Regions from separate parts of the Homo sapiens genome. Here all the other regions are linked to region 1. The links are chromatin loops, found by intact Hi-C in ENCODE. Cell type or tissue: B cell. All regions are shown on one strand. Links, peaks and the distances in the headings refer to the core of each region. The heading gives the core; the rest is flanking DNA.

Region 1 (11,123 bases), core at 2,155-10,154:
AAATGAGAATATATCAATTTTTCAAAATTCTAATCCAGCATAATAAGGTTTATTCTAGCCTTACCATTTTGATTATTTGAAACTTCTTTTCCCAATTCTGAGATACCTGGCTTATATTATCCACAAGATTTTACTTATTTATTTAACCCTAGTAATTCATGTTAAGTAGTTCCAGAACAACTAACCAGAATCCCTGTGAGAAACCAATCTACCACCTAAAGCGTCATACCTATGTACAGCTCTTTCGTCTTCAGCCTTACACTCTGTAGTCACTAAATGGTTGGACAGAGTATTTGTCATTATCAAAAGGCTTTTGTCATATATTCATCACATTATTTTTTCATAGTCTCCATTCAACTTTGGTTTCTGTTGCCAATGTGGTTGATTTTTTAAAAATACATACAGTACAATTTACATCTTTTGTTGACTAGTTCCCCAGGTTTTAACCAGTGAATACAGGCACAGCTTATCTATCTTTACTTGAAGTTTTCTTGTAAGTTTAAAGCTGAACAAAACTTTCCACCAATTTATACCATGACAGTGCCTAAGCATGCAAGATCTGACGTTTCTCCTTTAGGTCGTTGTTAGTTGCATTGATGACCCTCTTGAGGTCAGTCTACTGTTTTAATTACCAACAAATATACATCGAATCTCACATATTCCCCAATTTGGAATTCTTGTTGTTCTCCCAGATGATGGAGCCCTCTGAAGGTCTTGTAGAGGATTCTGTGAAGAAGGTGGATTAGAAAACACCAGAACTCAGTCTCCCCATCTAGATAACAGTTGCAATGGCAAAATCTACCTGATATAACTATTTTGGAACTCTGGACTATATTTCAGGCTTGGAACTTCCAGGGGAAGTCTTGGATGGTAAATTGTGATTAATTTCAGTCAATTTTAGCTTTAATCACATTAGTATCAACAGATCCTCTACAGTTTTCCACACCTAGTCTCCATGGCAGGCAGCTGTGCCCATGTTCCAAGAGCAGCTTGCACTGAGCTGATGGGAGCCAGTGTTGGCAAAAAGCATACTTTCTCCAAATATCAGGGACCTGTGTCCTATTTTCTGGTTGCTGTTTTTGATCCCCTTTGTTGCAAGGCCCACCCTCCAGCTGAAGTGACTTCCAAGGTATGAAACAGCCAGCACCCTCCCCATCTCCTCCTTTATTTTTTTCCCCTTTTCGGCAACCGGGCATTAAAAACTAGGACATTCAAGGTGAAAGTTAGAGAGTGACTGCATATGTCTAGGGAAAGGTGCAGACTCAGAAACACCCTGAGAAGACCTTAAGATCATACCTCAGGACAATCTTTACACAGAGACAGCCTGCAACAATCAAATCAAGAACAAAATAATATCAACAATCACCAAAGACTGGGTAAGGGGTTAATCTTATTTCCAGAATTACTACATTATTAGATTTGAATGTCGAGTTTTCAACAATAAAAATAATCACAATTTTCTGTGTTAATAGTACATTAACACATAAAAATATGGCCCATTCAAAAAAAGGTCTCAGAAATCATACCTAAAAAAGATTTGATAGCAAATCTACAAGATAAAGACTTTGAAGTAACTCTTAAAGATGCTCAGAGAATTAAAGGAAGATGTGGAGAAAGTCTCAAAAATGATGCACAAACAAAATGAAATTATCAATAAAGAGATAGACAACCTATAAAGAAAACAAAAAAAAAATCTGGAGCTAAAAAGTGAAATAACTGAAATGAGCACTGAACATTTTATTAGAGGGATTTAAAGGCACATTGGAGTAGACAGAAGAAAGAATTAGTGAACTTGAAGATAGGACAATGAAATTATCACGTCTTAGAAACAAAACAAAAATGATTAAATAAATGACTCAAATCTAAAGGAACCATGTACACCATCCAGTGGACTTGAATGGGGAGAATCATCATGACCTGTGTCCCCAAATAATTGTAGTTTTCTTCTCATTGTTTAATCATATAATGGCTTTTGAATATATGTGTTAATGAGTAAGTTTTCATTGGCCATTTCCTCTTACTTTCATCCAGATTGCCAGGTATCAAATAGCTTGATGTCCTCCAAATGGCATGGTCCTGCAGTCCTTTCAGTCTATGAGAAATCGTGAACATAAGCTTTAGGATCTGTCCTTGATGTTATTTTCTTGTAGCTGCTGATTAGGCTACCAATACATTACCCAAAAAAATGCAAAATCAATGTTGGAAACATTGTTAATGATGTTCAGTAATAAAAATTACTGAAATAAGCACTGCTTCCTAATAAGACAAGAAAATACATGATAGTCATCCAAATAGAAAAGAAGAAAGTAAAACTTGTTTATGAAAAATGACTTCATCCTCTAGAAAATTCTTCAGATTCTTTAAAAAATATGCTAGAATTTACTAGTCAATTTATCCGAGTCAATATACAAAAATCAATAATATTTCTTTATATGCGCAACAATCAGAAATTTAATCTTTAGAATATAATTTATAATATTATGAAGCATTTAAAATACTTAGGAATAAATTTATAGGAAGACATATACATTGAAAACTATAAAATATTGCTGATAGAAAATAGATAAGACCTAAACAAATGGAGAGATATATTGAGCTAATGGATTAAAAGACTCAGTAATGTTAAGATATCAGTTATAATCACATTGATCTACAGATTCAATGCAGTATCAGTCAAAATTTCACCAGACTTTTTTCTGTAGAAATTGACAAACAGATTCTAATATTTATGTGGAAATGCAAAGGAACAAAAATAACCAAAATAACTCGAAAATGAAGAAAAATGTTGGAGATCTATAATCTCTAATTTTAGGACTTATATTACTAAAGTAATCAAGACAGTGAAGTATTAAAGAGAAACAAATGTATCAGTGAAAGAGACAATAGTTTGCACAAATAGAACCTACATATACTGTTTATTGATTCTCAACACAAGCACAAAAAGCATTCAATTTTTAAAAAGAAAAATTGAGTAAACAAGTAGTGCTGGGATACACATCTCTATAAAAATGATAAATCTTGACCCATATTTTACAGAATATACAAAAATTAAATTTTGAAATGTGCTCATTCCAGTATTTGTTCAGTTGTTTCCAGGAAATTTCCTCTTTTTAGCTCTGAAGAAAAAGCCGGTGGAAGGAGACAGACTTATACATAGAACAGAATTGGCCACTGTCTCTGGTCTTGGCAGGTAGGTGGCTCTCTCACAGTGTGAAGTTACCCTTGATACCCACAAAACCCAAAGAGATCAGGGAACTCAAGGCAAAGAAGAGCAGAGCTCCACATCTGAGAGAAACTACCCATGACTCTTGGAGCTCCACGAGGAAGACAGAACACCCCATGTAGTGGAGGGTCCGTGGCACTCTTTTTGCATGCTTCAAGGGGTCCTAGGTTTTTTTCAAGTGTCTCCTACATTCCCTTTTGTGGTATCCGGAACTTTGATGTTTCTGCCTAGTAATTTTCTGTCCACTGACCACCAAATTGAGGAGGCAGGGGCTTGAAGGGTAATGTATCGATGATAAAAGAGACCTAGATAGAAAATTGAAAGTGGCAGAAGGAAGGAAGTACAGAAATAAATGGAAGAACAAGTCTTAAAGGAGCCAGATTGGGAAGATCTTAAGCTTCCCAAAAAGGCCATTGAAGTTTCACTTTTCTTTTCAGCAAAAATTATGCCAGCAAGAAGGGAGGCAAACAGAGGGATCAAACATATAATTAAAAAGAGGTTTAGGTGTACCGAAGAAACTTCCCATGGGAGAAACAGGATTCCATTTTAAATCTCTTATCAGATTTCAACAAGAATAAACAGCTAATATTTCTAGCTTTTGAAATTGTTTTCTTTTTTTCCTTTTCTCTTTTAAAACAAAGGTATCTACCAAGTGACTCCAAACAGAAACCAATTAAGTCTTTTATGATTAACCAAGGATGCATAAGACATCTTCAAAGAAATGCAAAGATGCAACCCTCTCAGAATTCAAAGTCACCCCTAAATCACCCCTAAAAATAGCCAAAAGAAAGATTTAGACACTTTGTGAGCTAGCAACAGTCAATGACATGTAAGCTTGTCATGGGAGCCCCCAACATTTTTTTTGGCCACCTGCACATGCCGAAGTGTGTTGTACAGGCAGCAAGCCAAGCCAGGTTCTCTTGACACAATATGAGACAAACAGGGACACAATAGCTGTCTATGGAAGGGAAAAGATTAATAACAAATGGGTACTTTAAATCAAAACTACACAAGAATCACAATCCAAGCTAATAATTTTCTCCTGCTATCCTGAATTTGGAAAAAAAGAAAGAGAAATTTTTACCTTCCATTCTTGACCAGGCACTATAGGCAGAGATCCAGGAGAACAGACCTTGATACAAATTCTTACCTTTCTTTGCCAACTTTTTGCCAGCTGTCCCAGGACCTCATCAGTAGGTGAGTCAGTTGCTTCAGCCATCCCTTCCTCATCACCGGGACTATAGGGGCAGAAATGGTGTGATCTCTTTCCTTCCCATCATAAGGGTCATAGCTGACACCCGTTTAACAAAAGAAAGACAGGTTAACAAGAGAAAAGCAAAGCAAAGCATATTTATTTAATTATAGTTTTATGTGACATGGGAGCCTTCAGAATGAAGACCCAGAGTTACATAAAAAAATTCATTTTAATGCTTAAGTTCAATGAAGAATGGACAGCTGTGTAAAAAATGTGATTAGACAAAAAGGGCATCATCTAATGCTAATAGACTGAGTGCGGAAAGCCAGCAAGGTCTTTCTGGTCAGATTCTTCTTGACCTCTCCGTGCAGCATTCCTTCCTCCCTGGCATGGGGTAGAGATCCTTTTGGAATGGAGGTCTTATAACCTACAATTAAACAAGATAGTTCAGAGAATTTCTTTAGAGCCAGTTCTTACACAGAAAAGTAAGAGTAGTATTTTTAGGTTTTATGGCTTACTTTGGTGAAAAGGAGCCTTGGAAAAGGGGGTTTCTAGTTTTTATGGCTAACCTCTAGAGAACGAGGAGTGAGAAACAAGAGAGGAAAAAAAGATCAGAGAGAAAATTTGCTTCTGAGGCTGCTTCTGAGACCATCACTTTTGAGTATTGTTTTTTCTGATCCCCAACGAAAGTGAAGAATGGGATTCAAGAAAACAGGGGAAGAAGGAGGGAATTCTGCTAGGTATCAGAATCAGCCAGTACATATTATGTATATTTTACTTCAGTTTAGGGAAACAAACTGAATATATTATGAAATATATTACATATATTTCATAAGCTACCATTTCCTGACTAAATAAACAAATCAAACTTACCTTCGATGTGAAGGCTGACTATTTTTCAATTTACTCCAGAATGCTTCCAGGAATTCTGTTTTTTAGACTATCACATTCTCGAACGTAGTAGTTACTGAGTTTGAGGAGAGTGTTCAATATTCTGATAAATATGTATAAAATAAGAAAATAACCATATATCCATAAAATAAGAAAATGATAGCCATATATGTGTATGTATATATCAAGTTCTAGATATTCATATATAGATATATGATGTTGACTGTGTAGCTTGAGGAAAAGATTCAAGAGACCCCTCTGCAGTTGCAGGCTCTCACTCCCTGCTACCTCAGAAATTCACACACACTCCCTGGGAAATACCTCCATGAGAATATGGTACCAATTACAGGAATGCCTCTCAAATTCTACCAATATGGACACATTTAGATAAATAGACTTCACTGAGAATAATAATAATAATATTCTTTTATATTTCTTAGCTTCTGTGGGATTTTTCCCTTTTTCTAACTAGGTACAGTTTTTATTGCTGAGTTGAGGAGCTGTCAAGATTACTACCTAAAGTTACAGTAAGAAAATGTTGATTTGTTAAAGTTTGAACTCTGACATTAGGAATGAATCTGTGAAACTAAGATTGCACTGTCAAGAGTTTAATGCACTAAGAAACATGATATTTTTGTGAATAGTATTAAGTTCCAATCCAAACTGGCAGTTCTGTGTATCCCCAAGGATCCCAATATATGTGGAAGGGGTGATCCTAGGGAGCGTAGACTGGTCTACACAGTAGGCTGTGGGCAGGGAATACATGTTTCTCTGTCCCTATAACTGGAAATCCCAAGGAGTCCACGCCCTGACTTTAGCCAGAAACTCACTCTCTTTGTAATAGACCAAGGGTAAGGAAACATGCTTATGACAGCATGAGTATCTCTTCTGGCCAAGAAGTAGCCTTTTTGCAGCATGTGGATAAATCCCCAGAACTGGTAGAATTTCTTCATAGATCAGCAACCTGCCCCTCCAGTTTTGGTTGCTGCCCTTATCACTCTTGGCCCCAGGGGACTGTCTTCCCCTGAGAGGTTTGCAGGAGCCTACGTATAAACTGAATTCTGCTTTCTCTTTCCTTTTTGCTAAGCTACTGTTATGTCACATTTAATGGAGATTCTAGAAAACCCCCTTTGCATGTGTTTCTGTAAAACCTAGAAATTTTATTTCACTTCTGCTTTCTCCTTGTGGCATTCTGCTCTTTAGGGAAGCCATATGAAGCCAGAACCACAATAGAACAGAAAGCTGCTCTGTGTGAATGGGCAGGAAAGTCAAGAGAATGAATGACCAGGGTCCCATGGGAAATCCACCTCAGAGAGCAAGGAAACCCTGGTGATATGGAAATGCCTCCTGGAATGCTGAGAGCCAGGGAGGGAATGTGTCAGGTGCCTGAATCAGTAAATAAACATCACATGTCTTCTGCACGTCAATCTATATGTTTATTCTCCTGTCTCAGGTATTTATACAAGCCACCATTCCCCGACTGCATATAAATAGGACACTTCTTTGAAATGAGGAGTGACTGTTTTTCAACCACTCTACAGTTGCTGACAGAATCTAGTTTTTTTAGGCTGCTGCCATTGGCAGTCACTTACTGAAATGCAGGACACAGGTCCTAAGAATTTTATAGAAAGATAAATATTATCCTCATCTACAGCTGTATGAAGAAAATAGGGAAATACCTATCATATTTTAACTTCTTACTAGATAGGAGACACAGTGGTAGGTGCTTTAAAATGCATGTTTTTTCTAATATTCACAACTACATAAATATTTTAAACCCAATTTTTATGAGAAAAGTGAGGCTCAGTGAGAATAAGTGGGTTGATCAACACCACACATACATCCAAGCAGAATGAAATTTCAACGTTAAAGTCTTTAATGCAAATTATGAGTGATTTTGTCAGTTTGGTTTTCTGGATTTCTATTACAATTGCTAAATCTCCTTGTACTCGTGAATTATACACAACTCTTTGGTACTTTCTGAATTTCCATGGTTCGGGTTGTATTTTTAGCTGGTTTGACTAATTTTTTTCTTTCCCTTAAGTATGGAGGAAGAGATTCTCTGATCCAGTTTCCTAATTTAATTTGTGAAGGAAGTTTGTCAGTTTATATGTTTATGGTAATTTAGTTATTTTTGTATTCATGTAAGATTGTAATATTCATAAAATCCGGAAAAATTACCAAGGAGTATTATAAAAGATTTCTTATCATATCTGGCTCTACCGGAGAAATGCAGTCAAGTTGTAGTAAACTAGCATGACAATGGCGCAAGTTAAGTAACTTAATTAAAGCCAGTAATTGCAGTAACCATTATATTATCAATATTAATTGAATATTTTGATGAAAGATTGAATTAGTTATCTATTCCTGCCTAAATAATTAACAAAACTAGGCATCTTACTGATAGTCACAGTAGTATTAATTAAAACTGATAAATTACTATTGTAATTAAATATGCCGTGACTTAAAATAAATATATGAAATATATTAATGTCATTTGCCAGTACCTCAATTACATGAAATCTATTGAGAAAAATATACATTGCAAAAAAGGAAAAACTATGCCCAGAAAACATAACCCACATCCTTTCCTAATCCCATTTTATTTCTTTCTCCACTTCAGTTCACTAACTTATCTTATTTAAACTTCCTCCAATATGGCTTCTGTGTATTAACTTTACCCAATCAGTTCTCACTAAGGGTGCCAATGCCATCTATTTCCCAATTAGTAGGCAGTTTCAAGCCACACCTTGGGCAAATCGACTGAATCCTCTTCTCGGCACATTTATTTCCTTTTGTTTGTTTGTTATTTTGAGATGGGGTCACTCTCCCTCTGTCTCCCAGGCTCGAGTACAGTATTGTGATCATGGCTCACTGCAGCCTTGAACTCCTGGGCTGAAGCATTTATCTTCCTAAATACACTTTCATTATCTTTCTCTGCTGTTGCCTTCTAATGTACAGCCATTCCTTTGTGGCTGTGGATGTTTCCTTTGCGGCTTTTCTCTCCCCTCCCTTTAAAAGCGAAAGGTCCTCAGAATCATGTTTAAAACTTTTTCTCTCTCTACACTCTCTCCCAACACCATGACCTTCATTTCTTGGCTTTCTCTTATCACATATAAACCCCCAGCAATCGCATTCCTTGCAAATTGCAAACTTATATATCTAACTGGCAATGGACATTTTCTAATAGATGTATACTAGTCAATTTAAAGAGAATGTCTCTGTCTTATTTTTATTTCCTCACATGCCTCAATCTACCTTCTGCAGAGAGAAATCATCGGTTGTTCCTTCTTCTCTTCATACCATTTACCATAACTGATAATTAAGTATGATTACCATTTTTAGTTTTTTTCATACAAAAATCAAATACACAAGAGAGCAGAATTGTATTTGTTAGGTTCACCTTGTTATCTTGAGTACAACATACAACCTGGTTTACAGAAAGTTTATTTTTACTTATATCTTGAATATAATATTGATGGATAAATGAAGTGTACCAGTTATTCTGTAATCAGGTTGCACAATTAGGCTTGGAATTTCATTTTAAAGAATAAACAAGTACAAAAGTTTCCATAGCAAAAGTTCAATGAACAACACAAAATAAATTTACCAAATACAAAGAACATATTTTATTACATTAACCACTGTGCAAAGGTGCACATGACATAATATGAACAAAAATAAGTTGTTTTATAAATAGTTAAATAAATAATATTTTAAAAATATTTAAATAGATAATGGATCAGTCAGCATGGTCCTCTGTAAGGGACTAGTGCCTTAAGAGCTGAATACAATGTTGATTAATACTCCTAAAAACATTTGAAAAGATTTAAATCGTGTCATGGTCATAGCAGAAACATGAGTCTTTGAAATGGCAGATCATAAAAAGGTGAGCTGGCATACGAATCAATGAAAATCATTTCCATGTTGAACCAGTTTTCATTCCTTACTTCTTAAACTTTCTTGCAAGTTTGTTGACAAAGAAAAAGATCTCATGATTTCTGCTCTGACAACCTCCCAGGCACAAGGGCTGTATTTCTTCTCTTTCAGATAGAGAGTGATTCTTTGGAAGTATTTCCTCACAGCCAGAATGGAGTCCTCCTTCATCAGGGGAGTCTCTGTCACCCCCACCCCCTGTATCACACAGGCTTCCAGGTCATTCAGCTGCTGGTAGAGTTCAGTGTAGAATTTGTCTAGGAGGGTCTCATCCCAAGCAGCAGATGAGTCCTTTGTGCTGAAGAGATTGAAGATCTGCTGGATCATCTCATGGAGGACAGGGATGGTTTCAGCCTTTTGGAACTGGTTGCCAAACTCCTCCTGGGGAAATCCAAAGTCATGTCTGTCCTTCAAGCAGGAGAAAAGAGAGATTCTCCTCATCTGTGCCAGGAGCATCAAGGTCCTCCTGCTACCCAGGCTGTGGGTTTGAGGCAGATCACAGCCCACAGAGCAGCTTGACTTGCAGCTGAGCACCAGGAGGGCCACCAGTAAAGCAAAGGTCAAGGCCATTGTAGATGTTGCAGATGCTGCTAGACTGGTTGAAATGGGTGAGCCTAAACCTTAGGCTCCAGGTTCTCTGAAGACCTTGCTTTGTGCCTAGCCTTAAATAGGGAACATACTCGTTTACATTTTCCAAATGCCCCTGTGTTACTTTCTACTTCTCTTTTTGCTTTCTTTATGCACTCTTTACATGGGTTTTCAGCTGTTTTTCTCACCACATTTTTTTCATTATTGTTTCCTTCCTCTTTTACCCCAGAGCCTTTTTAGAAACTTTTTTCTGATTGAATCTCCCATTATATTTTAATCACATATACACTGTGTATCTATTTACATATCCTATGTATATCTCTATTCTATACATTAAATTAAAAAGTATAAAGTTAATGTTTTATTATTGCAAAGAATGATAAAACAATTAAAAATTAAATTAAAAGGCTATTGACATTTTACTTAACTTGATAACTATATTCTTAGAGCAACTTTTTTGAAAATAGATTTTTGTGGGTACATAAGAGGCGTCTGTGTTTATGGAATAAGTGAAATATTTTTATATAGGCAGACAATTCATAATAATCACAGCAGGGTGAATGGAGTATCCAATGCTTCAAACATTTATCATTTCTCTCTGCTACATACATCCCATTTATACTATTTTAGTTATTTTATAATATATAATAAATTATCATTAACAGTAGTCATCCTATTGTGCTATCGAATACTAAATCATATTCATTTTTTCTAACTATATTTTTGTGCCCGTTAGCCATCTCCATTTTCCCCCATATGATCCAGCAATCCCACTACTGGGTATTTATCCAAAGGAAATGAAATCAGTATGTCAACAAAATATTTACACTCCCATGTTTATTGCAGCACTATTCACAATAGCTAAGATTTGGAAGCAACTTAGGTGTCTAACAGATGAATGGATAAAGAAAATATGGCACTTATACACAATGGAGTACTACTTAGCCATAAAAAAGAATGAGATCCTGTCATTTGCAAGAACATGGATGGAGCTGGAGGACATTATGTTCATTGGACAACATTAAACCCATTGATCTGCACATACCTAACCACACTTGAATCTCTAGGACAAATTCCACTTGGTCATGATGAATGATTGTTTTAATGTGTTCTTGAATTCAGTTTGCTAATTTGTTGTTGAGGATTTCTGCATCAATGTTCATCAGAGATATTGGCCTACAGTTTTCTTTCTTTTTAATGTGTCTTTCTCTGGTTTTATATGTGATTAAAATATAATGGGAGATTCAATCAGAAAAAACACTGGCCTCATAGAATACATTTGGAAAGATT
Region 2 (11,123 bases), core at 1,779-9,778, 820 kb after region 1:
AGCTAATGGATGCTGGGCTTAATACCTGGGTGTTGGGATGATCTGTGCAGCAAACCACAATAGGACACATTTACCTATGTAACAAACATGCACATCCTGCCCATGTAACCTGGAACTTAAAATAAAAATTTGAAATAAAAAAAAACTGCGGCACATATCAACCCATCATCTAAGTTCAAAGCCCAGCACACATTAGTTAATTTTCCTGATGCCCTCCCTCCCTATGCCCACCTCCCCAATCCCAGTTGTGTTGTTCCTCTCCCTGGGCTTTTGTGTTCACATTGTTTCACTCCCACTTATAAGTGAGAACATGCAGTGTTTGGTTTTTGTTCCTGTGTTAGTATGCTGAGTATAATGGCTTCCAGCTCCATCCATGTTCCTGCAAAGGACATGATCTCATTTCTTTTGATGGCTGCATAGTATTCCATGGTGTATATGTACCACATTTTCTTTATCCAGTCTATCACTGATGGGCGTTTTGTTTGATTCCATGTTTCTGCTATTGTGGATAGTGCTGCAATGAACATACACATGCATGTATCTTTATAATAGAATGATTTATATTCCAAAAAAGGATTTCTTTGTAACCCACTCATTTCAATTTACAATTTATTTTATGCATTTTCCAAGTCATTGGTGACAGCGATTAACGTATTCACATATCTTTGTGTTAATCTATGATTATTCAATAGCATAATTATCTAAAATGGGATTCCTATATTAGAGTATACATACTTTTAAGATTTTTAGTATCTATAGCCTGATTATCCCCCAGAAATTTTCTTCTAATTCCGTTTCCAGAAAATGACTACCCATTTTAATTCAACTGCATGAGTATAAAATATTAACATGTTACTTTTTGATTAATTGTTGTATGAAATATTACATGTTTTTATTTTCTTTAATTTTTTGTGAGAATTAATTCTTTTTTGATGTTTTTTAAAAAATTCTTTTAAAAATGTTTGTATCTTGCCCAGGTGCAGTGGCTCGCATCTGTAATCTCAGCACTTTGGGAGGCCTAGGGGTGCAGATCACTTGAGGTCAGGAATTCAAGACCAGCCTGGCCAATATGATGAAACCCTGTCTCTATTAAAAATACAAAAATTAGCCAGGCATGATGGAATGCCCCTGTAATCCCAGCTACTTGGGAGGCTGAGACAGGAGAACCACTTGAACCCAGGAGGTGGAGGTTGTAGTGAGCCGAGATTGCACCACTGCGCTCTAGCCTGGGTGACAGAGTGCGACTCTGTCTCAAAAAAAAAAAAAGTAAATTTTCTATCTGTAATCATAATTGTTTGCCTATTTATTCATAATGTTTGCCTAGCTTTCTATTTTAGGACTCATTTTATGGATTTGTAAAGTCTTTGTCTGTAGTAAAGATACAAATACAGTATCTTCTGTCAATTATTTTTCCAGCCTTTTCTTTTAATTTTATTTTTTCCTGAAGAGTTTTTACAGTGGTTTTTATTATTATTACTTTCAAAGATTATACTTAGAACGTCCTTCTCATTTAGGCCGGGTGCGGTGGCTCACACCTGTAATCCCAGCACTTTGGGAGGCCGAGGCAGGTGGATCACGAGGTCAGGAGATCAAAACCATCCTGGCTAACATGGTGAAACCCAGTCTCTACTGAAAAATACAAAAAAAATTAGCTGGGCATGGTGGTGGGCACCTGTAGTCCCAGCTACTCGGGAGGCTGAGGCAGGAAAATGGCATGAACCCAGGAGGCAGAGCTTGCAGTGAGCCGAGATTGCGCCACTGCACTCCAGCCTGGGCGACAGAGTGAAACTCCGTCTCAAAAAAAAAAAAAAAGAAAGTCCTTCTCATTTTAAGACAATAAACATATACTTAAATTTGCTTCATGTTGATTTATGATTTAAAAAGTACTTAAATTTTTATTCCTTCTGGAAAGATCGTATGAGGGGAGGCACTGAAAACATTTTCCAGTTATTTTATTTCCATGTTGTGTAATGAATAATATTTTCTTTCCCTACTATTTTTTAATAGCAACTTTATTACATATAAACGTTTATGTTCACTTTGGCATATAACACTGCAATGATTTGCACATAAATGGGTTATGAAGATAGTACGAAAACATACTCTTTCTTCAGTAGATTGTTAGAAGATGCCTTGTGTAGACTTCTTTTGTATCTCCTATAGTATTTTGAATGTGGCAGCCAATAAAAACTTCTTGTATGACATGAATGATTAATGAGTCATAGATATGCCTGGGAAAGTTTTTTTTTTTGATTTTTAATTTAACTGTTCTTTTAAGTTCAGGGGTAGGTTATTATATAGATAAATGCAGGTTTGTTATATAAATAAACTTGTGCCATGTGGGTTTGTTGTACAGATTATTTCATCTCCCAGGTATTAAGCCCCATACCCAGTAATTATTTTTCCTGATCCTCTCCCTCCTCACAATCTCCATCCTCTGAGAGGCCCCAGTAGGTGTTGTTTCCCTGTATGTGTCCATGTGTTCTCATCATTCAGCTCCCACTTATAAGTGAGAACATGTGGTATTTTGTTTTCTTTTCCTGTATTAGTTCACTAAGGATAATGACCTCCAGCTCCATCCATGTCCCTGGAAATGACATGATCTCATTCCTTTTTATGGCTGCATAGTATTTCATGGTGTATCTGTGTCATATTTTCTTTATCAAGTCTACCATTGATGGGCATTTAGATTGATTCCTGTCTTTTCTATTGTGAATAGTGCTGCAGTGAACATATGCATACATGTGTCTTTATAATAGAATGGTTTATATTCATTTGGGTATATACCTAGTAATGGGATAGGTGAGACAAATGGTATTTCAGCCTCCAGGTCTTTGAGGAATCACCACATTGTCTTCCTCAATGGTTGAACTATTTACATTCCCACCAACTTTGTATAAGTGTCCTTTTTCTCTGCAGCCTTACCAGCGTCTGTTGTTTTTTGACTTTTTAATAGCCATTCTGACTGGTGTGAGATGATATCTTATTGTGATTTTTATTTGAATTTTTCTAATAATGAGTGATGTTGAGTTTTTTTTCCTATGATTGTTGGCCTCACGTATGTCTTTTGGGAAGTGTCTGTTCTTGTCCTTTGCCCACTTTTTAATGAGGTTATTTTTTTCTTGTAAATTTGTTTAAGTTCCTTATAGATGCTGGATATTAGACCTTTTTCAGGTATGTAGTTTGCAAAAATATTCTCCCATTCTATAGGTTGTTTGTTCACTCTGTTGATGGTTTCTTCCTTGTGTAGAAACTATTTAGCTTAATTAGATCCCATATGTTAACTTTTGCTTTTGTTGCAATTGCTTTTAGCATCTTCGTATGAAATCTTTCCCCATTCCTATATCCTGTTTGGTATTGCCTAGGTTTTATTCTAGGGTTTTGATTATTTTTGGGTTTTGCATTTTAAGTCTGTAATCCAACTTGAGTTGATTTTTGTGTATGATATAAGGAAGGGGTCTAGTTTTAATTTTCTGTATATGGCTAGCCAGTTATCCCAGCACCATTATTGAATAGGAAATCCTTTCCCAATTGCTTGTTTTCGCTAGGTTTATTGAAGATTAGATAGTTGTAGGCTTGCAGTCTTATTTCTGGGTTCTCTATTATGTTCCTTGGTCTCTGCATCTGTTCTAGTACCAGTATCATGCTGCTGTTTTGGTTACTGTAGCCCTGTAGCATAGTTGAAGCCATGTAGCATGATGTCTCCAGTTTTGTTTTTTTTGCTTAGGACTGCCTTAGCTATTTGGGCTCTTTTTTGGTTCCATATGAGTTTTAAAATAGTTTTTTTTCTAATTCTGTGAAGAATGTCAATAGCATTTTGATGGTAATAGCATTGCATCTATAAATCGCTTTGGGCAGTATGGCCATTTTCACAATATTGATTCTCTTCACGAGCAAGGAATGTTTTTCCATTTGTTTGTGTCATCTTTGATTTCTTTGAGCAGTGTTTTTTACTTCTTCTTGTAGAAATCATTCACTTCTGTGGTTAGCTATACTCCTAGATATTTAATTTTTTGTTGTTGCAATTGTGAATGAGATTGCGTTCCTGATCTGGCCCTCAGCATGACTGTTGTTGGTGTATAGGAATGTTTGTGATTTTTGCATTACTAACATTTTTCTATCTCAGAAGACAAATTGATTTTTGTATCCTGAGACTTTGTTGAAGTTTATCAACTTAAGGAGCTTTTGGGTTGAGGTTATGGTGTTTTCTAGATATAGGATTATATTATCTGCAAACAGGGACAGTTTGAATTCCTCTGTTCCTATTTCAATGCCTTTATCTTTTTACTTTCCCTGATTGCCCTGACCAGGACTTCCAATGCTATATTAAATAGAAGTGGTGAGAGAGGGCATCCTTTTCTTGTGCTGGTTTTCATGAGGGATACTTCCAGCTTTTGCCCACTTAGTGTGATGTTGGTCATGGTTTGTCATAGATGGCTCTTATCATTTTGAGGTATGTTCCTTCAATACCTAGTTTATTGAGAGTTTTAACATGAAGAGGTATTGAATTTTATTGAAAGTCTTTTCTGCATCTATTGAGAGAATCATGTGGTTTTTGTCTTTAGTTCTGTTTATGTAATGAGACAAATTTATTGATTTGCATATGTTGAATGAAGCTTGCACACCAGAGAAAAAGTCTACTTGGTTGTAGTGGATAAGCTTTTTGATGTGCTGCTGAATTAGGTTTGCTAGTATATTGCTGGGGATTTTCACATCAATAGTCATCATAGACATTGGCTTGACATTTTCTTTTTTCATTGTGTCTCTGCTACATTTTGGCATCAGGAAGATGCTGGCCTCATTGAACGAGTTAGGGAGGAGACCTTCCTCATTAATTCTTTGGAATAGTTTCAGTAGGAATGGTACCAGCTCTTCTTTGTACAACAGGTAGAATTCAGCTGTGTATCTGGCTTTTCCCGAGCTTTTGTTGGTTGGTAGGCTATTTATTACTACTCAATTTCAGAGATCATTATTTGTCTGTTCAGGAATTTAATTTCTCCTTGGTTGAGTCTTTGGAGGGTGTATATGTCAAGATATTTATGCATTTCTTCTAGATTTTCTAGTTTACATGCATATACATGTTGATAATATTCTCTGATGATTATTTGTATTTCTGTGGGGTCAATGGTAATATCTCCCTTGTTATTTCTGATTGTGTTTATTTGAACCTTCTCTCTTTTCTTCCATATTAGTCTAGCTAGTGGTCTATTTTATTATTATTTTTTAAAGTTTTGTTGATGTTTTGAATAGTTTTTCTTGTTTCAGTCTCCTTCAGTTTATCCCTAATTTTGTTTTTTTTTCTTATCTTCAGCTAGATTTGAGATTCTTTTAGTTGTGATATTAGGTTGTTAACTTAAGGTCTTTCTAACTTTTTGATGTAGGGATGTAGCACTATAATTTCCCACTTACACTCTCTTAGCTATGTCCCAGTTATTCTGGTATGTTTTATCTTTGTTCTCATTACTTACAAAGAACTTCTTCATTTCTGCCTTAATTTCATTATGTACCCAACAGGCATTCAGGAGCATATTATTTAATTTCCATGTAATTGTATTGTTTTGAGTGAATTTCTTAGTCTTGATTTTTAATTTGATTATGCTATGGTCTGAGAGACTTTGTAAATGATTTTAGTAGTTTGCATTTGCTCAGGAGTGTTTTATGTGCAATTATGTGATTGATTTTAGAGTCTGTACCATGTGACAATAAGAAAAACTTATAATCTATTGTTTTTGGGTGGAGAGTACTCCAGATGTGTATCAGGTCTATTTGATCTAGTGCTGAGTTCATGTCCTGAATATTTTTGTTAATTTTTTTGTCTGGATAATCTATCTAATAATGTCAGTACAGTGTTAAAGTCTCTTACTATTATTATGTGGGAGTATATGTCTCTTTGTCAATGGGGTTCTCTGCATTTCCTGAATTTGAATGTTGGCCTCTCTAGCAAGGTTGGAGAAATTATGTATAATGTCCTGAAATATTCTTTCCATGATTCGTTCCTGATATAGTTTGGTTGTGTCCCCACCCAAATCTCACCTTGAATTGTAATAATTCCCATGTGTCAAGGGTGGGGCCAGGTGGAGGAAATTGCATTAGGGGGGCAGTTTCCCTCCTATTGTTCTCATGGTAGTAAATAAGTCTCATAAGATCTGATGGTTTTATAAAAGGGAATTCCCCTGTACACCCTCTGTTGCCTGCCACCATTTAAGACAAGCTTTCGCTTCTCCTTTGCCTTCTGCCATGACTGTGAGGCCTCCCCAGCCATGTGGAACTGTGAGTCTATTTAGCCTCTTTTTCTCTATAAATTCCTCTGTCTGAAGTATGTCTTATACAGCATGAGAACTGACTAATACAGTAAATCGGTACTGGTAGAGTGGGGTGCTGCTGTAAAGATACCCAAAAATGTGGAAATGACTTTGGAACTGAGAAACAGGCAGAGGTTGGGTCAGTTTGGAGGGCTCAGAAGAGGACAGGAAGAAGTTTGAAGGGAAAGTTTGGATCTTCCTAGAGACTTGATGAATGGCTTTGACCAAAATGCTGACATTGATACATGGACAATAAAGTTCAGGTTGAGGTGGTCTCACATGGAGATGAAGACCTTGTTGGAAACTGGAATAAAAGTGACTCTTGCTATGTTTTAGCAAAGAGACTGGCATTTTGCCCCTGCCTTAGAGATTTGTGGAACTTTGAACTTGAGAGAAATGATTTAGGGTATCTGGTAGAAGAATTTTCTAAGCAGCAAAGCATTCAAGAGGTGACTTCGGTGCTGTTAAATGCATTGAGTTTTATGTATTCGCAGATTTATGCTTTGGAACTGAAACATGTTTAAAAGGGAAGCAGAGCACGAAAATTCAGAAAATGTACAGCCTGATGATGCAATAGAAAAGAAAAACCCGGTTGCTGAGGATAAATTCAAGCTGGCTTCAGAAGTTTGCATAAGTAATGAGAAGCCAAATGTTAATCACCAAGACAATAGGGAAAATGTCTCTAGGGCCTGCCAGAGGTCTTCCAGAAGCCCCTCCCATCACAGGCCTGGAGGCCTAGGAGAAAAAAGTGGTCTTGTGGGCTGGGCCCAGGACCTTGCTACATTGTGCATTCTCATGACTTGGTGCCCTGTGCCCTAGCCATGGCTAGAACTCAGGCCATTGATTCAGAAAGGGTGCATGACCCAAGCCTTGGTGGCCTTCATTTGGTATTGGGCTGTGGGCGCACAGAAGTCAAGAACTGAGATTTGGGAACCTCCACGTAGATTTCAGAGGATGTATGGACCTGGAACACACAGGTTCCAGAGGCAGTATGGAAACGTCTGGATGAACAGGCAGAAGTTTGCTGCAGGGGTTGGGCCCTCATGGAGAACCTCTGCTAGGACAGTGTGGAAGGGAAATGTGGAGCTGGCACCCCTACACAGATTCCCCACTGGGACACTGCCTAGTGGAGTTGTGAGAAAAGGGCCACCGTCCTCCAGACCCCAGAACGGTAGATCCACCAACACCTTACACCACGTACCTGGAAAAGCCACAGACACTCAATGCCAGCCTGTGAAAGCAGCTGAGAGGTGGGCTGTACCCTGCAAAGCCACAGGGGTGGAACTGCCCAAGAGGGCATGGGAGCTCACCTCTTGCATCAGCAGGACCTAGATATGAGACGTGGAGTAAAAGGAGATCATTTCAGAACTTTAAAATTTGGCTGCCCTGCTGGATTTTGGACTTGCATGAAGCCTGTAGTCCCCTCCTTTTGGCTGACTTCTCCCATTTGGAATGGGTGTATTTACCCAATGCTTGTATCCCCATTGTATCTAGGAAGTAACTAACTTGCTTTTGATTTTGCAGGATCATAGGTGGAAAGAACTTGCCTTGTCAGATGAGAATTTGGACTGTGGACTTTTGAGTTAATGCTGAAATGAGTTAAGATTTCAGGGAGCTGTTGGGAAAGCATGATTGTTTTTGAAATGTGAGAACATGAGATTTGGGAGGGGCTAGGTGTGGAATAATATGGTTTGGCTGTTTCCCCACCCAAATCTCACCTTGAAGTTTAATAATCCCCACATGTCATGGGAGGGACCTGGTAGAGATAATTGAATCATGGGAGTGGTTTCCCCCATACTGTTCTCACAATAGTGAATAAGTCTCATGAAATCTGATGATTTTATAAAGGAGAGTTTCCCTGAACATATTCTCTTGTCTGCCACCATGTAAGACTTCCCTTTGCTTTTCCTTTACCTTCTACCATGATTGTGAATCCTCCCAGTCATGCTGAACTGTGAGTCCATTAAACCTCTTCCCTTTATAAATTACCCAGTCTCAGACATGTTTTATTTGCAGCATGAGAATAGATTATATAGTTCCCTTCTCCCCATCTCTTTTAGGGACACCCAGGAGTCATAGATTTCTTCTTTATGTAATCCCACATCTCTCAGGGATTTTGTTTATTTCTTTTTATTCTTTTTTCTCTATTTCTTTATTACAGTCTTATTTCAGAAAGACAGTCTTCAAGCTCTGAGATTCTTTCCTCCACTTGGCCTAATCTGCTACTAATAGTTGTGGTTGCATTGTAAAATTTCTTGCAGTGTATTTTTTAGCTCTATTAGGTTGGTTAGGTTCTTTTCTATACTGACTATTTTGTCTGTAAGTTCCTGCATTGTTTATGATTTTTTAGCTTCCTTGCATTAGATTTCACCTTATTCCTATAGCTCAATCATTTCTATCCATATTCTGAATTACATTTCTGTCATTTCAGCCATCTCAGCCAGTTCAGAACCTTGCTGGAGAGGTGATGTGTGTTTTTGGAGGTAAAAAGGTACTCTGGCTTTGTGCGTTATCAGGGTTCTTGTACTGATTGTTTCTCATCTTCTGGGCTTATCTTCCTTCAGTCTTTGAGGATGCTTACCTTTGGATGAGTGTTTTTTCTTTTATCCTATTTAATGACCTTGAGGATTTGATTGTGGTATAAGGTGCAGTCAGCTAACTGGCTTCATTTCTGGAAGATTTTAGAGATTTGGTCCTCAGCTCTCAACTCCTGGGCTTAGTTCTCTAACTTTGGAGGACTTGTGTTGGGCCCCACTTTGTTCTCTGTCTCCTTGAGATTAGGAATCTGCTATCCTGGGGGCACTGAGGTGCTCCTGGACCACTGTTTACTGCACTCTGATGGGTGATGTCAGCCAAAATGTTTCGTGGTGTAGTGACAGTGGGATCCTTCTTGTCTGCATTTCAGCAGCATTGGTAGCAGCAGCTGTGGCAGAGTGCTAGTGGGTGCTGGGGGTCCTGCCTCCCTGTGAGCATTCATCGCAGTGGTGGAGGCAATGCAGCTAGAGGGGTGTGTGTTGCCTGCGACTGTGCAGTCGCACTCAAGGTGGTGTTGGCTTGGGAGCAAGATGTTGGCAGGCACTGGTCTGGGTGCCTTCTTTGTGCCCTACAAGCAGGAGTGGTCCCTCAGGGCAGGGGTGGATCCACTTTTCTCTGTATAGTGTTTGCATAAGGCAGGGTGCTTGCAGGGGGAGGGCTGGTTTGCTCTGTGCCCATCAATGCTCCATCTGCAATAGCAATCAGCAGGCGGCAGAGGGGCTGACTGCACTCCTGCATGCTGGTGAGGCAACAAAAGCAAAACCTGCCCTGTGCAGCCACATGCCAGCAAAACAATGTGAGGAGTTGCCAGGGGCCCAGAGGAAGCCGCAGTATTGGAAGGGAATGTGTGGACTGGTGTGTGTCCATAGGCACTGCCCACTGGAGCTCTCCATCTGTCAGGCGTGATCCACCATTGCAAAAGCTATGGTGTGGGCCCTCAGGGCACCAAAGGCTGCCCTGCAACTATGTGTGGCCAGGCTGTGGCCCCAGGAGAGTCTAGCAGACCAAGGGGTGCTCAGGTTGTACTGGTCCCATCTGATGGACAAGACCACCCTACAGAATTCAGAACTGACAGTTCCCCTATGGCTAAAGTCTCCTATGGGTGCAAATCGAGCCTAGGGGGATGGCCAGGCTTGCCCGGGGCTCCTTTGCCTCTGCTTTAGAGTTGAATGCCCCAACCCACTCAGCAGAGAGGTGTGGTGGTGATTCCCCTCCAAAACTCTTTCTTCTCCCTTCCTGGCTTCTTTGAAGTGTTGAAAGAGAGTATTCAACAAGTATTTTTGTTTCATTACTTGCTTAAATAACACCTTTGTCTCATACTGGAAGTCCACAGTATCTGGTTCTTAGTTCCCAATAAATAAAACCAAGAGGCTGAATAGATGAGTGGTTTTCAAATTGTGATTAAAGTCCTTAGGAATAAAGAGGCACTTTGGGGGGCACTGTTGTAAACAAACAAAACAAAATAAAAAACAAAACAGCCCCATCTTCCCAACAGCCTTGTAAAACCGCTGAAGCAGGTAATGCTCCAATGCTAGTCACACTAGGTCAAGTATAAGTTTAATTAATTAGAAGGTTTTTTTCCCACCCTTGGACCTTGGCCACTCCTTTCTTCAGTGACCTTAGGGTGAGTCACTTGCTAGTCCATGGGAGTTTGCAGTGCTCCTGCCTGATTCCCAAGAAGAAATCCATGATCCTACCCCATTACAAGAGAGGATGTTAGGACCATGTACTTTCTTTCCTTTATGATTAAACCACTCTTCAAAATCTACTAATTTACTGAGTCTGTTAAGTATTGTTGACAAAGAACCTGTAAGTTTTGTGCCAAAAAGTTAAATCAAATGAAATAGAATGAAAAACAGGAGGTCACCTGGAATGGAAAAATGTTTATACCTGGAATCCTTTTATGGTCAACTTTCTCGGATTTTAAAAAAATTCACTTAGTTATTCTCAAAAAGGTCAGCATAAGCATTAATGATAAACCTTGGAATTAACCTATAGCTTAGAGATCTTCCTCAATAACTTCTACCTCATCTAGAAAAAGCCAACTGAAGCAAAAGAGATGTATTTTTTTCATAAAGACTACTCGATTTGCAAGTTAAAATCATTTCCTAAATAGTTTCTTCAATGACATAGATATAATAGAGTAGTCTGTCGCTAAGCATATTGACATTTTTGGTATTGTAAAACCCAATAAGCCCAAATTAACAGCTTATTCCTGTTTGAATTATAAAATAGGGCTCTTTAGAGATTTTAGCAAGTCGTTTGCTAAAGTACTCTAGAAATTTA
Region 3 (11,123 bases), core at 1,736-9,735, 62 kb after region 1:
AAGAGCAGAGGAGGAAACCCCTATTCCCAGTCATATGTCTGGTGTGACATTTCACTAACCCATTTAAGTGCACAGGCCTCCAAATATCTACCTAATGAGTATGATGGTTTGGGCATTTTACACTTAAAATCACTGGCCTCATGTCAACTGAAGCCTGACTGGCCAGTGTCTCAAAGTCACAGATGATGACCTGATCCCTCAGGAACAGATGGTGTTTCAGCTTTGTGGGAGTGACTGTCAAGGTATGGAGCACTTAGGTGGTCTTTGAAACCTGTCAGGTTTCACATCTCTGCTTTGAGTGAAAAGCTCATCACCCACAGTAGTGAGGAATGTGCCTATACTTGCTGGGGCTGATCTGTTGAAACTTTATGTGTAGACAATGGAAACATCCAGGAGCATTTCTGCTTTCATGTAGCCTCTTAATAATTGATGTCCCTGAAGTCCTGTGTCCTCAGGGACAGTTCCTCTGATTCCTGGATTGTACCAGCTTTCATGATGTTAAATCTAATCTGTAAAACTCTGAGCATTAATCTCCATGAAAATAAGACCTTGTTCTTTCTCATTTAAATGCCCCTTTTTTTTCTTGTCTAATATTCTGAGTAGGATTTCCAGTACTGTGTTGAAAGAAGTAGTGAGAGTGGGCATCCTTATCTTATAATAAATCTCAGAAAAAAGATTCCAACATTTCACCACTGACTATAGTGTTAGCTAATGGCTTATCTTATAGCTAATAAGGAATGTGTCTCTTTATTCTGAGGTATATTCTTTATATACCTAATTTGTTATAAATTGTATTAGAGATGGATTTTAAATTTTGTCAAAATAATTTTAGGCATGCATAAAAATAGTTATGATTTTTAATCTTTTATTGTGTAAATAAGGAGTATGGCATTTATTGATTCCAACATATTAAAATATTCTTGCATCCCAGGAATAAATCAAGCTTGATCATAATAAATGATCCTTTTATAGTGCTTTTGAATTTCATTTGCAACTACTTTGTGGATGATTTTGCATCTGTGTTCATCAGGAATATTGGCTGTAATTTTTTTTTTTCTTGTAATGTCCATCTCTGGCTTAGGTATCAAGGTAATGCTGGCTTCATAAAATGAGTTTGGGAGTATTCCTCCTTAATTTTTTCAAAGATTTGGTTCTGTTTAAATGTTTGGTGAAATTCAGGAGTAATCAGATCTAAAAAAACGTAAGAACACTAAAAATAAATGATAAAAATATTTTAAAGTTTTAAGTGTTTATCACTTTCAAATAATTTTTAAGTATTCATTACTTAGAAAATGTTTATCTATAAACATTAGAAAATGTTTATAATTTGTTAATTTGCTTATGTAATTTGATACACTACAATTTATTTGTTTGTTTGTTTTTTGAAACAGAGTCTCACTCTGACACCCAGGCTGGAGTGCAGTGGCACAATCTCGGCTCACTGCAACCTCCACCTCATGAGTTCAAGGAATTCCCTGCCTCGGCCTCCTGAGTAGCTGGGATTACAGGTGCACACAACCATGCCTAGCTAATTTTTTTTTTGTTTTTTTTTTGTTTTTTTCGTTGAGATGGGGTTTCACCGTCTTGGCCAGGCTGGTCTTGAACTCCTGACCTCGTGATCCACCCACCTCGGACTCCCAAAGTGCTGGGATTACAGGCGTGAGCCACCTCGCCAGGCCTACAGTACAATTTATATCAGTAAATAAATTACGTTGAAGTCCATAAGCAAATTTAGTTATAAAGTTAAGAAAAATTTGAATAGATTTTAAATTTAACTTTTAGCTTAAATTTTTCATTTGGTTATTTTTAAACCTGCATTGAATACAAAGATTAAACTTTGTACTTTTTGATTATAGAGATATACATATAGTATATAAATAGATACATATTGTATCTGTGTTATTAAATTTTCACGGTGGGTTCAATTAGGAAAAAGATATCTAAAAAGTCTCTGGGAACAAGATGGGGAAGACAATAATGAAAAACAAAACATTTGAGAAACACGGCTCTAAACTCATGTAAAGAGTGCATGAAGGAAAGCAAAAACAGAAATGGAAAGTGGCCCAGAAGCATTAAGAAAGTGGAAATCAGTATGTTCCCTATTTAAGGCATTTGCAGGAAGCAAGGCCTTCAGAGAACCTAGAGCCCAAGGTTCAGAGTCACCCATCTCAGCAAGCCCAGAAGTATCTGCAATATCTACGATGGCCTCGCCCTTTGCTTTACTGATGGTCCTGGTGGTGCTCAGCTGCAAGTCAAGCTGCTCTCTGGGCTGTGATCTCCCTGAGACCCACAGCCTGGATAACAGGAGGACCTTGATGCTCCTGGCACAAATGAGCAGAATCTCTCCTTCCTCCTGTCTGATGGACAGACATGACTTTGGATTTCCCCAGGAGGAGTTTGATGGCAACCAGTTCCAGAAGGCTCCAGCCATCTCTGTCCTCCATGAGCTGATCCAGCAGATCTTCAACCTCTTTACCACAAAAGATTCATCTGCTGCTTGGGATGAGGACCTCCTAGACAAATTCTGCACCGAACTCTACCAGCAGCTGAATGACTTGGAAGCCTGTGTGATGCAGGAGGAGAGGGTGGGAGAAACTCCCCTGATGAATGCGGACTCCATCTTGGCTGTGAAGAAATACTTCCGAAGAATCACTCTCTATCTGACAGAGAAGAAATACAGCCCTTGTGCCTGGGAGGTTGTCAGAGCAGAAATCATGAGATCCCTCTCTTTATCAACAAACTTGCAAGAAAGATTAAGGAGGAAGGAATAACATCTGGTCCAACATGAAAACAATTCTTATTGACTCATACACCAGGTCACGCTTTCATGAATTCTGTCATTTCAAAGACTCTCACCCCTGCTATAACTATGACCATGCTGATAAACTGATTTATCTATTTAAATATTTATTTAACTATTCATAAGATTTAAATTATTTTTGTTCATATAACGTCATGTGCACCTTTACACTGTGGTTAGTGTAATAAAACATGTTCCTTATATTTACTCAATCCATTATTTTGTGTTGTTCATTAAACTTTTACTATAGGAACTTCCTGTATGTGTTCATTCTTTAATATGAAATTCCTAGCCTGACTGTGCAACCTGATTAGAGAATAAAGGGTATATTTTATTTGCTTATCATTATTATATGTAAGATGTAAGTAAAAATGACCTTTCTCTAAACCAGGTTGTATGTTGTACTCAAGATATAAAGCTGAATACAATAAATCTACTTCCTACTCTCTTGCATATTTGGTTTTTGTATGGAATAAAACTAAAGATGGTAATCATACTTAATATCAGTTATCCTAAATACTATGAGAAGAAGGAGCAACTAATGATTTCTCTCAGCAGCGGGTAAACTGAGACAGGTGAGGAAATAAAAATAAACAGATATCCTCAAAAGTTGACTGGTAAACATCTAGTAGAAAATGTCTATTGCCAGTTGGATATATGAGTTTGCAACTTACAAGGAATGCAGTTGCTGGGGGTTCATACATGGCAAGCAAAATCCCAGAAATGGAAGTGCTCATGTGTGGAGAGAGTGTAGACAGAGAAAAGGACTTAAGCAGGATTTTGAGGACCTTCCACCTTTAAAGTGAGGGAAGAGAAGAGACACAGAGGAACCAGAGGTGGTGTCCCTTATATTAGACTAACAACAAGAGAGATTGGTGATTAATATGGTTTGGATCTGTGTCCCTGCCCAAATCTCATGTGGAATTGCAATCCCCAGTGTTGGAGGTAGGGCCTGGTGCGGGGTGACTGGGTCATGGCTATTTCTCATGGTTTAACACCATCCCCTTTGGTGCTGTCATGGTGATAGTGAGCCCTCCTGAGATCTAGTTGTTTAAAAGTGTGTGGCACCTACCCCTACCCTTCCTCTTGCTCTCGCTTTACCTTCCTCTCTGAAGCCTCCCCAGAAGCAGATGCTGCCATGCTTCCTGTATAGCCTGCAGAATTGTGAGGCAATTAAACCTCTTTTCTTATAATTTACCCAGTCTCAGCTATTTCTTTGTAGCACTGCAACAATGGACTGATACTGTGATAAAAGTGTATTTAAGAAGATAAATGTGCGGGGAAGATGAATCAGTAGATTTTCCCAAGATACGGATTAAAACTGCCCAGTAATTGGGAAATAGATAGCCTTGGCAATCTTAGTGAGAGAGCTGGTTTGGTGGAATTAATAAGTAGAAGTCATACTGCAGTAGGATCCAAGTAAGAGAAGTTAGTGACTCTGAAGTGAAGATGGAAATAGAATGGAATTTGAAAAGAATGTGGATTATTGTTTTTGTACACAGTTTTTTTTTCTTTTTTGCAGTATATTTTTTCCGGATAGATTTCATGTAACTGATGTACTGGCAACCATATTGATATGTTTAGTATATTTATGTTAAATTAAAATATTTAATTACAATGATAATTTTTCATTTTTTAAATAAATACTACTTTGAATATCAGTAAGCTGCCTTAATTCTGTAGGTGGGAATAGAAAACTAATTCAATCCGTCATCACAATATTTAATTAATACTGATAATATAATGATTCCTGGACCTACTGGCTTTATTAATTAAGTTACTTAACTTGCGTAATTGTAACACTGGTTTACTATAATTTTACTTCAGCTTTTAACACATTTTATTTTCTGGTAGAGCTCATATATTACTTCTTGGCAATTTTTCCTGATGTTATGAATATTACAATCTTATGCCAATCCAAAAATAACTAAATTACCATCAACATAAAGACTGAAAACTTCCTTCACAAATTAATAATGAAAAGGGAATCAACGAATCTCTGTCTCAATACTTAAGATAAAGAAAAAGTTGGTCATAACCAGCTGAAAATACAGTATGAACCATGGAAATTCAGAGAGCAAGAAAGAGTTGTGTAGAATTCACAAGGAAAAAAAAAGATTTAACAATTATAACTGGGCCGGGTGCAGTGGCTCATGCCTGTAATCCCAGAACTTTGGGAGGCCGAGGCAGGAGGATCACGAGGTCAGGAGATCGAGACCATCCTGGCTAACACAGTGAAACCCCGTCTCTACTAAAAAATACAAAAAATTAGCCAGGCGTGGTGGCAGGCACCTGTAGTCCCAGCTACTGGGGAGGCTGAGACAAGAGAATGGCATGAATCCAGGAGGCGGAGCTTGCAGTGAGCCAAGATCATGCTACTGCACTCCAGCCTGGGCGACAGAGCAAGCAAGCCGTCTCAAAAAAAAAAAAAAAAAAAAAAAAAAAAAAAAAAAAAAAACAAAAACAATTATAACTGAAACTCAGAATACAAAACTGACAAAATCACCCATAATTTACATTATATTACAAAGAATTTGACATTGAAATTTCATTCTGCTTACATGTATGTGTGGTGTTAAGAAACTCAATCTCTTTGAGCCTGAGTTTTCTCATAAATAAAATGGATTCAGAAAATTTATATAGTTGTGATCATAAAGGAACACATGCAGTTTAAAGCACCTACCACAGTATCTTCCACCATGTTGCCTGGTCAACATGATGAAACCCTGTCTCTACTAAAAATACAAAGATTAGCTGGGCATGGTGGTGGGCGCCTGTAATCCCAGCTACTCAGGAGGCTTAAGGCTGGAAAATTGCTTGTACCCAGGAGGTGGAGATTGCAGTAAGCTGAGATCACACCTCACTCAAGGAGTTAAACGATGTTAAGTATTTTCCTCCTTTTCTTCATACAGCTGTAGATGGGAATAGTATTTGTCTTTCTGTAAAATTTTTAGGATCTGTGGTGTCATACCTTTCAGGAATTGACCTTCAAAGGAAGCAGCCTAAAAAAAAAAACCCACAGATTCTGTCATGAACTGTAGAGAGGCTGAAAAATTGTCATTCCTCACTTCAGAGTGTCCTATTTATATTCAGTCAGGAAATGGTGGCTTGTATAAATACCTGAGACAAGAGAATAATCATGCAGATTGATGCGCAGAAGACATGTGATGTTTCTTGACTGATTATGGCACCTGGCACATTCTCTCTCTGGCTTTACTCCCTTCACCTTCCTGCCCATTCACACAGAGCTGTTTTCTGTTCTGTTGTGGTTTCAGCTTGATGGCTTCCCTAAAGATCAGAATGCCACAAGTGCTAAGCAGAAGTGAAATAAAATTTCTAGGTTTTGCAGAACTACCTGCAAGAGAGGATTTCCTGAATTTCCGCTGAGTATGATGTAATAGTAACTTAATGAAAAGGAAAGAGAAAGCAGAATGTAGTTTATGTGCAGTCTCCTGAAAACCTCTCAGGGAATCACAACCTGGTAACCAAAGGTGACAAGGGCAGCCACCAAGACTGGAGGGCTGATTTCTGATCTATGCAGAAACCCATCACTTCTGGGCATTTCTCTTTATGCTGCAAAAATTATACTTCTTGGCAAGAAAAGATGCTAATGCTGTCATAAGCCTGTTCCTTACCCTTGGTCTAATACAAAGAGAATCAGTTTCTGGCTACCATCAGGGCATGCATTTTTTGGAACTGACAGTTATAAGGATATAGAGAGAGATGTATTCCTTGCCTATAGACCACTGTGCATACCAGCCTCTAGGATCACCCTCTCCACATACCACGTATGGGACTCCAGGGAACAGGCAGACCGACCAATCTTGACTGGAACTTAATAGTATCCAGAACAAGTTCGTGTTTAATAGTGCATTAAACAGCTATTAATAGTACAATTTTAGTTTCACAGATCATTCCTATTATTAGACTTCAAACATTAACAAATAAAATAATATTCTCATTGTCACTTTGAATTATGATCTTGACAGTTCTTCCACTTAATAGTAAAAACTCTGCCTTGGTATCAAAAGAGAGAAGTCTCATAAGAGCTAATGAGTGTGAAAGAATAGTATTGTTACCAGAGAGCTAGTGAGGTTTATTCATTCAAAGTGTATCAATTCTGGTATGATTTGAGGTGTATTTTTGTAATCAGCAATATATTTTCATTGAGATGTTCCAACAGGATGTCTGTGTGAATTCTTGAGTTAGCAGCAAGGAAGAGCCTGAAATTGCAGAGGAGTCTCTTCATGTATCCCTCAGGCCACACATTGTGATATATATATATATATGTACATATATACACACATATGTATATCACACATTATGATATATATATGTACATATATACACACATATGTATATTTACAGTTATTTTCTTATTTTATAAATATATGATTATTATTTCCTTTATATATATACATTAAAAAAGGGACTGGGTGCCGTGGCTCATGCTTGTAATCCCAGCACTTTGGAAGCCGAGGTGGGTGGATCACTTGAGTTCAGGAATTCAACACCAGCCTGGCCAACATTGTAAACCCCATCCCTACTAAAAATACAAAAATTAGCCAGGCGTGGTGATGGGTGCCTGTAATCCCAGCTATTTGGGAGGCTGACACAGGAGAATCTCTTGAACCCTGGAGCCAGAGGTTGCAGTGAACTGAGATGGCGCCACTGCACTCCAGCCTGGGTGACAGAGCGAGACTCCATCAAAAAAAAAAAAAAAAAAGAAAGAAAGAACAGAAAAGAGAATACTCTCCTAAATCTCTGTAACACATATAATATAAAAAGCAGAATTCTTGGAGTATTCTGGAGAAAACTGAAAAATAAGTCACCCTTCATACTGAAGATAAGTCTCATTTGTATATTCAGTCAGGAAACAGTATCTTACAGAAAAATCTGGAAGAGTTTATTTTCTTAAACCTAAGTGAAATAGACATAGACATACTATTCATTTGCTGATTCCAATACCCAGCACAGTTCTCTCCTTCTTCCCCAGCTTTTCTGGATCTCATTCTTCACTCCTATTGAAGCTCGGAAAATAATACGCCAAAGTGAAGATCTAAGAAGCAGCCTCAGAAGCAAAGTTTCTCTCTGGCCTTCTCCTGCCCTCCTGTTTGTCACCCCTCATCTCCCGAGGCTAGCCATAAAAAGTAGAAACTCTCTTTCCCAAGGCTGGTAATAGAAACCAGAGCCCTTTCTCTCCAAAGCCAGCCATAAAAACCTATAAACATTACTTGAACTTTCCCTTACCTTTGTGTGTAAGAACTGAACTGGCCATAAAGAAATTCTCTGACCTGCCTTGTTTGATTGTAGATACTAAGACCCCCATTCCAAAAAGAGCTCTGCCACATACCCAAGAGGAAGGAATGGTGCATGGAGAGGCCAAGAAGTATCTGACCAGAAAGGCCTTGCTGGGTTTCCCCTACTCAGAATATTAGCATTAGATGATGCCCTTTTTGTCTAATCACATTTCTGCACAGCTGCCCATTCCTCATGGAATGTAAGCATAAAAATGGATAGTTTTTTCCTGTACTTTGGGTCTTCATTTTGAAGGCTTCCATAGTTATATAAAACGATGATTAAATAAACGTGCTATGCTTCTCGCTTGTTAACCTGCCTTATTATAGCCGTGTCAGCTGTGACCCTTTTGATAGGAAGGAAAGAGATCACACTATTTCTGCCCTTATAGTTCTGATGATGAAGATGGGATGTCTGAAGCACCTGACTCACCTATTGATGAGGTCCTGGGACAACTGATAAAGAGCTGGCAAATAAAGGTAAGAATTTTTACCAAGGTGAGTTCTGAATCTCTGCCTGTAGTTTCTGGTCAAGAACTAAAGGTAAAAATTTATCTTTATATCTTACTTTCCAAATGCAGGTCAGCAGGAGATCATTTGTTTGAACTGTTCTCTTATGTAAATTTGGATTTCAGGGACTCATTTGTTATTGATCCTTTCCCTTCAACGAACAGCTGTCATTTTCCTGTTTTGTGTCCTGAGAACCCAACTTGGCTTGCTGCCTGTCAGGACACACTTTGGTGTGTGAAGGGGGCTAAACAAATGTTGGAGGCTCCCATTAAAAGCTTACATATTGCCTATTGCCAGCTCTCAAGGCATCTAAATCTTTCTTTCTTTTGGCTATTTGTGGGGGTAGCTCTGAATTTTGAGAGGGCTGCATCTTTACATTTCTTTAATGATGTCTCATGTATCCTTGGTTAAGTCACAAAAGACTTGGTTTTGGTTCTGAGTCGCTTGGTAGGTATCGTTGTTTTAAAAGAAGAGAAAAAAAAGAAAGTTTCAAACATTAGAAATATTGGTTGTTTTTTCTTGCTGAAATCTGATAAGGGATTTAAAAGTATTTTTTTAAAAGAGCTCTGTGGTCAAATAATAGCTTAATTTAAAGCTGATATCCAGGCTACCATTTTTTTAAGAGTCTTTCTGATTTTCTCCTTAGGTTCTTGTTTATCCCATGGGAATTTTTTTCAGTAAACTTAAACTTTTTTTATTATAAACTTGATTCCTCTGTTTGCTTCCTTTCTTGTAGGCAGGATTTTTACCGGTTAAAAAAAAAAAAAAAAAAAAGAGTAAAACTTCATTGGCCTTTTTGGGAAGCTTAAGACCTACCCAGTCTGGCTCCTCTAAGACTTTTTCTTCCATTTACTTCTGTCCCTCCTTCCTTCTGCCACCTTCAATCTTCCATCTAGGTCTCTCTTATCATCGACAAGCCCCTGCCTCTGCATTTAGTGGTCAGTGGTTGGAAAATTACTAAGCAGAAACATCAGAGTTCTGGCTACCACATAAAGGGATGTAGAGAAGACTTCTAGAAAGCCTGGGATTCCTTGAAGAATGAAAAAAAAAAAAGGTGCCACAGACCCCCCCACTACATGGAGTCCTCTGTCTTCCTCAGGAACCCCAAGAGTCATGGGTGGGTCCTTCTTGCATCTGGAGCTCTGCTCTCCCTTGCCTTGAGTTCCCTGATCTCTTTGGCTTTTGGGGTATCAAGGGTAACTTCACACTGTGAGAGAGCCACCTACCTGCCAAGACCAGAGACAGTGGGCAAGTCTGTTCTCTGTATAAGTCTGTCGCCTTCCACCAGCTTTTTCTTCAGAGCTAAAAGGAGGAAATTTCCTGGAAAGAACTGACCCAAACACTGGAATGAGCCCATTTCTTTAAATTTCATGTCTTAGAGAGGGGATATACTCCCAGCTTCAGGCAGGACATGTCCTCTTTGGACAATGGGCAGCTCTGGGGAGAGAAAGGGGCAGGAGGTGTCCCTTGCCTCCAGCCTATGCAGCCTCCCAGGACCTCCTGACTCGTCCCTCACTCTACTTACTGCAGGTCACGTGGAAGTGAGAGCCACCCCATCTGACTGTGGCACTTCAAGGGAAATCAGGAAAACTGTCCTGATTGAAGGTACATTAACTCTTTAGCGTAAGTTGTCAGTTTTACTAATTTACTCCTCCTATCAGATCATGCCCCTCGACTTTATAATTGAGAAAATTCTTACTTTCCCTTTGAATAAGGAATGAGCTTGCATCAGTTCCATCTGGATTCAATAGTTTTAGAGAGCACTAACATAAAGTAACTTCAGAGAATATAGTGACTGCCACAGGTGTCAACAGGGTAGAATTGAGAGGCATCTTGGCAATATTGCAATTAAAGAAGTAATCATGGTCAGTTGCTCAGGCAGCCAGGCAGGCATTCAATTTAGCAGGGATCTCTCAACTCTGACTCAGGTTAGAAACCCAACCATTAGATTGTTTCTCTTCTATTCGTGGGTTAGAGGGCCCTAATTTACATGTTAAACCATTTTTCCTTTCCTCCTCCACCAATTGTAGGGAACCAGTTTAGCGTCAGGACAACATCAACATTTTTTAATTCACTTGGTTCTGTCTTTTGTGATTGCCTAATTAGCCTTTCAAATATTAGAACCCCTTCCATTCTTGGGTAACTGCTTACATTTTAATGTAATTTTTTCCTTACATTTATATTATACTTTTTACCATATTTATATGTAAAAGTTCTGATTTGGCTTCATATTGTCACCCTCCCCTGAAAAATCTCTATAGCCATATCTCATTTCATATCTCACAGTTTTCAACTTGTTATATATAATCTACAGTATTGGGGAACCCAGTAGCAGGTTTGGAGGCACCTAGGCAGGGGGAGTGGTGGGGGCACTGAGTGCTGGGCCGCTGGCCCTGCCCTCGTCCCACTGAGGAGACAGGTTTTACTGCTCCCAGGCCCACCTCCACCCAGGAACATCTAGTCCACCTGAGAAAAGGTGTGGGGAGGCAGGGATCAGTGCCTGGTGCCCAGAGAGA

The links. A loop is a pair of places that touch in the nucleus more often than their neighbours do. Peaks named below come from ENCODE experiments on the same cell type or tissue, not always from the same donor. Only the 100,000 strongest peaks of a DNase experiment are listed, where the experiment ranks them.
Region 2: a loop joins it to region 1, with 7 times the contacts of the local background. A loop is called at or near these places in 2 of 110 quality-filtered maps.
Region 3: a loop joins it to region 1, with 11 times the contacts of the local background. A loop is called at or near these places in 4 of 110 quality-filtered maps.

The regions. Positions count from the first base shown.
Region 1 is chr9:21,375,515-21,386,637 of GRCh38, forward strand. IFNA2 (interferon alpha 2) reads right to left here and starts at 9,884. Exons shown (of 1, transcript NM_000605.4): 1 at 8,741-9,884. The coding sequence starts at 9,815. The coding sequence ends at 9,249. RefSeq lists an enhancer at 6,277-6,576. In B cell, for the core only: no CTCF peak of the experiment used is centred there; DNase peaks (open chromatin) are centred at 6,387 and 9,937; H3K4me3 peaks cover 538 bases; H3K27me3 peaks cover 661 bases.
Region 2 is chr9:22,190,994-22,202,116 of GRCh38, forward strand. No RefSeq gene overlaps it. Among named protein-coding and RNA genes, the nearest start is that of CDKN2B, 190 kb to the left of the region's middle. RefSeq lists an enhancer at 6,363-6,422. In B cell, for the core only: no CTCF peak of the experiment used is centred there; DNase peaks (open chromatin) are centred at 6,208 and 6,828; H3K4me3 peaks cover 1,412 bases; H3K27ac peaks cover 1,603 bases.
Region 3 is chr9:21,438,307-21,449,429 of GRCh38, forward strand. IFNA1 (interferon alpha 1) reads left to right here and starts at 2,133. Exons shown (of 1, transcript NM_024013.3): 1 at 2,133-3,010. The coding sequence starts at 2,202. The coding sequence ends at 2,771. In B cell, for the core only: no CTCF peak of the experiment used is centred there; a DNase peak (open chromatin) is centred at 6,085; H3K27me3 peaks cover 641 bases.